Regions from separate parts of the Homo sapiens genome. Here region 2 is linked to region 1. The links are chromatin loops, found by intact Hi-C in ENCODE. Cell type or tissue: HCT116. All regions are shown on one strand.

Evidence for each region. Peaks named below come from ENCODE experiments on the same cell type or tissue, not always from the same donor. Only the 100,000 strongest peaks of a DNase experiment are listed, where the experiment ranks them.
Region 2: a loop joins it to region 1, with 2.3 times the contacts of the local background. A loop is called at or near these places in 4 of 110 quality-filtered maps.

What each region holds. Positions count from the first base shown.
Region 1 is chr4:6,545,723-6,548,222 of GRCh38, reverse strand. It overlaps a transcript of PPP2R2C not described here. Among named protein-coding and RNA genes, the nearest start is that of MAN2B2, 28 kb to the left of the region's middle. RefSeq lists a silencer at 1,485-1,534. In HCT116, a CTCF peak has its summit at 1,401 (motif pointing right); a DNase peak (open chromatin) is centred at 1,432.
Region 2 is chr4:6,407,394-6,409,893 of GRCh38, reverse strand. The region is part of intron 1 of PPP2R2C (protein phosphatase 2 regulatory subunit Bgamma); the gene reads left to right. Among named protein-coding and RNA genes, the nearest start is that of PPP2R2C, 64 kb to the left of the region's middle. In HCT116, no CTCF peak of the experiment used is centred here; a DNase peak (open chromatin) is centred at 1,453.

The sequences.
Region 1 (2,500 bases):
CTTTTAAGACAGAGTCTCACTCTGTTGCCCCGGCTGGAGTGCAGTGGCATGATCTTGGCTCACTGCAGCCCCTGCCTCCCGGGTTCAAGCAGTTCTCCTGCCTCAGCCTCCGGAGTAGCTGGGATTACAGGTGCCCACCACCATGCCTGGTTAATTTTTGTATTTTTAATAGAGATGGGGTTTCACCACGTTGGCCAGGCTGGTCTCGAACTCCTGACCTCAAGTGATCTGCCTGCCTTGGCCTCCCAAAGTGCTGGGATTACAGGTGTGAGCTACCGTGCCTGGCCCCATTATGATTTTAATTTGTAATTCCCCCATGGTTAAAAATGTTGAGCATCTTTTTATGTGCTTATCTGAGACTTTTAAAAGTCTCATGGTTTTAGGCTTCACATGTAGGTGTGTGATCTGTTTTGAACCAATTTTTCTCTGAGATGAGAGGCCTGTGTCCCGTTGCGTTTTTGCATATGGATGTCCGGTTGTTTCAGCACCACTAGCTGAAAGATCACCCTTTGCACCTGCCCCAGGCCCATTGCAGACGCTGGGTCCTTTATCCTGTAGGAGGTCCTGCCTTCTGGGTGTATCTATGGCTTCCCTGTGGTGTCCCTGGGCACTTCTCTCCTGCCCCTCTATTTTCATAATCAGAAATCCGCAGAGCGTTTATTAGATTGAGCCTCAGGCCTGTTTTTCTTGGCAGGAATGCTTGGTTATTGGTGAGGTGGGCTTCCCAGTGCATCCCGCCAGAAGGCACCCAGTGTCCAGTGTTCCCACGGGTACTGGAGCACAGGGTGACCAGTGAGGTCGAGGGCGAGAATCTGCTATTTCCTTGGTTAGCTTCCTTATCATACCTTCTTATGGTTTCACCGAGACACTCAGGAAAGTTAGATTAGGGACTCTACTAGATGATTCCAAGAAGCTATTGTTGCTTTGTTAGGTGTGATAATGGCATTTTGGTTATGTAAGGAAGTGCCCATATTTTTAGAGATGCATGCTGAAGTGTAAGGGCGTGATTTTACTTTAAAATCTCCAGTGAAGAAAAAATAGGCAAGAGAAAAAAAAGGGAGAGATGAAGCAAGTGTGGCAAAATCTTGATAATCGCCGAATCTGAGTGACTGCATGTTTTGAAGATGAGTAAATGTTTTCAGAGGCCGAGGTCTGGCTTGCACAAGTTTCCCCCAAATGCTCCCCCAACCCCAGGTTATCAGGTGAATGTGAGCCGCTGGGAGCATTTAGAGGCTGTCTGCTACCTGTGCTTGGGGGCCGTTAGCTGTTGCTCTTCTTCCCGTCTCTCTTTCCTCCCCTCTTTCCTTTTCTCCCCTCTTCCATCTTTTGTCCCCACCCTTTTCCAAAGATTCCGGGCTGACCCTCGGCAGAGCCCCCGCTTCACGGCCTGCCCTTTTTCATAAGGACCACCAGAGGGCGCCATGATTTAAGTCTGTCGCTGTTCTTGGTGCTGAAATTCTGACAGCGGGTGGAGCACATGATGGGCCCGGGAGCTCCTGAGGGCTTCAGCCCTGTTTTCTGTTCCTTTGAAAACGAACACACCTTTGGGTCTAAGAAATATACTGTTTTATATTCCCAATATGTGGTCCCCAACCTTTGCATCCCTGAGGTTGGAAAGAGAAGGGACGGCTGAGATGCTTAGTGAAGGGTGCAGGCCTGAGAAGGCTTTGTCAGAATCTACCACTCACCAGCTGTGTGGCCCTGGGCTAGTCATTGCACATCCCTGAGCCTTGATTTTTTCTCATCTGTTAAGTGGGAATGATAACCACAGCTCCTTTAAGAAGTTATTGTGAGGATTAATGAGATGCTGCAGATTTTAGTAATCTCAAGATACTATTATTCCTATTGCTATGACCACTACTAATACTTTTTTTAAAGCACATGCTGTGTGTCAACGGCCCCTCCAGTGCACCCCCTCCCAGGTGTGAAGTCAGGAGATGTGATGTCCAACTCAACCCTGCCTTGCCCGTGATCACCGGTTTGACTCTGGCTGTACTGCAGCCACACTTGAAACCTTTTGCCTTCCTCTTATGGAAGATCCTGACCATAAACCTGACCTTGCAGAGTTCCCATGGATATGTCTCCAAAGCTCTGAATACAGTGGCCAGTGCACCATTGATGCTAAGTCAGCGACAGCTGCTATTATCGTTCTCAGGGCCCTTCTCGTTTAGCCACGTGTTGATTCTGTGCTTTGTGGGTCCCAATAACTCCATCTCTCCATGCTTCTCTGGAAACTGCCCCACGCAACCCCCCCACCCCCCACCCAGGGAACTGTGGTGCTGGGGCATTGCCTTCCATAGCTTTCTACCTCTATTCCCACAACCCTTTGTAGCTAAATCAACAGTAGATGTTGGTCAGCGAAATACTGATTTTGCTACAATATCTTGCTTGAATCCATGTGATGGCCCTAAGAGAGAAGCAAACGTTGCCTTACTGTGTTTACCTTACAGCTGAAGAAACTGAGGCCCTGAAGAATGAAACTGCCCACCCGAGGTGCCCC
Region 2 (2,500 bases), 140 kb after region 1:
AAAGATAGGAAGGGTGTTCCAGGCAGAGGGGAAAGTCTGGGCAAAGGCTTGGAGGATAAAAGGGCACCGCATGTTTGGGGAGCGGGGCATGTTCCCTGGGGCCAGAGACCTGAGTTCTCCTCTTGGCTCTATCCCCAGCTCCACCCATGACTTGGGGTGAGTCCTGAACCCCGACCAACCTTAGTGTCTCCAGGGCTGGGATATGGGGGGGTGGCAGCCTCTGATCTGTGGTCACAGGGAGTCTCAGCTGTGGTGCTCCTGTGCCTCCCTCTTGCTACTCTCTGGCCAGTGACGATGGCACTTTACTCTCCTGCAGAGACCTGTCCCCAGTGCCTGCCTCCTCCAGTCCTCTTCCTCATGGGCTGGCTGCTCTGGGCACATCTCAGGGCAGCCCCAGAAGGTGGGCTGAGCTGTTATTTGGGGCGTGGGGTTCTCGGTTCCTCCGCTCCATGCTGGTGGGCCTGGTGCCTGGCACCACTGGCCCGTCTTCCAGGAAGCTCACTGACACCATCCTGGATGGGCCTTGTTTTCTCTCTGGCCTGGGAGTCAGCTGCACTCTCGCAGGTCCTAGGCCAAGGTGACCTGCTTGTTTCATTCTTGTCTTTCTCCTTTGCTTTATGGTATATTTTTAAGCATAAGATATATTTATTTGTAAAATAAAAGTTCATTATAAAATGATGCCTTAATTACCTTCCTGCAATATAACAATTATTTGGTTGTATAGTTCCTGTTCTCCGTATTTTGTGTAATAAAATGGACCCAATGGGTGCTGCACAATGCTGGGTGCCACAGGGAACACACACTGCTGTTTTCTCCTGGATTTTTAAAATTTTAATTCCAGCATGGTCCTTTTATATGTGCTTTCACTCTAGCTGTTTGCCTACATCTCCACAGTTTTGATTGTCCAGGGTGGTGAATAAAATGCAACACTTGGCATCTTTTAATGTTTAAAAAAATCAACAAGTATTTTATTTAAAATAAAATGTGAATATCTGTAATCCTAAAAAAAAAAAAAAAAAAGCCACAGGATCCTTGAGAGGCCCTCTGAGACAGTGACACCCCTGACCAGCTGCAGCCCCCTGTCCACTCCCCAGGCTCCATTCTCTCTACCCACTGCCTCTGCATCCTCCGCCCTTGGAGTTTCTCAGGGTGCCCCGCAGATCACCTGTGGCCCAAGTGCTCAGGGACTTGTTTAAAATTCAGATTCCCAGGCCCCGCCCAGGCTTGCAGGCAGCCAGGGCCAAGGAATCCAAATACTAATCAAGCCCACTGTAATTGCCCTGCATCTGAGGTCTGAAATCACTCGCCTGCTCTGGATTATCTGTGCTCCAGGGTGGCCTCAGTTTACACCATCCTACCTCCCCATTGAAACCTTACTGCTCACGATGGCCCAGGTTCCCACCCATCCTGGGAGAGAAAGATGATTGGCTCAGTTCTCTGGGAGGCCTGGTGATTGGCTGCCTCTAGGAGGGTGTGGCTACCTCTTGATCCAATCAGTGGAGGGCAGCATGGGGATGTGATCATGCAGTGAAGAACCTGTACCGGGGGTAGTTAGGCGCCAGGGAAGGGGAGGAGGAGAAACCAGTTCTACTGTTAGTATCAGCTCATCTAACATTTGGCCCCTGGTGGGGGTTTTTGCATCCTTTTGGGGGTCTAGGTCTCTTCTGCCATTTTGTTGGCACTTTAATTTCTTGTTAACAAACCCAAGAGCACATACAACTTAATTTTTAAATTCCCAATAATTTCCAGCATCCTCTAAGTTAGTGCTGAGCGATAGAAATGTAACGGAAGCTGTACGTGTAGTTTTAAAACTTCTGATAGCCAGGTTATGCACGTAAAAAGAAACAGGTGAAATTAATTGTAATAATTTGTATATCCAAAATAGTATAAACTGTAATCAATCTAAAGTAATTGAGACATTTTACATTCTGTTTTTCATATTAAATCTTTAAAATTCGGTGTGTGTTTTATGCTTACCATACATCCCAGCTCAGACTAGCCACATTTCAAGGGTTCATTAGCCACCCATGGCTGGTGGTCCCTGTACTGGATAGCGCAGCACTAAATGATGGCTTTACTTTGTATCCTTGGGGAAGTATGTATTTTTGAATCCATTTTCCTCACTTTTGAATAGTTTAAGAACTTCCCAGTCCATTTGTCTAAGGGTATTTGACTTCTAAATGTTGGGTTTCTTGGCCGGGCTCAGTGGCTTACACCTGTAATCCCAGCCTTTGGGAGGCCGAGGTATGCGGATCACTTGAGGTCAGGAGTTTGAGACCAGCCTGGCCAACATGGTGAAACCCCGTCTCTACTAAAAATACAAAAAAAATAATTAGCCGGGTGTGGTGGCGGGTGCCTGTTGTCCCAGCTACTTGGGAGGCTGAAGCTGGAGAATCGCTTGAACCCAGCAGGCGAGGTTGCAGTGAGCTGAGATCGTGCCACCGCACTCCAGCCTGGGCAGCAGAGTGAGACTCCATCTGAAAAACAAACAAACAAAAAA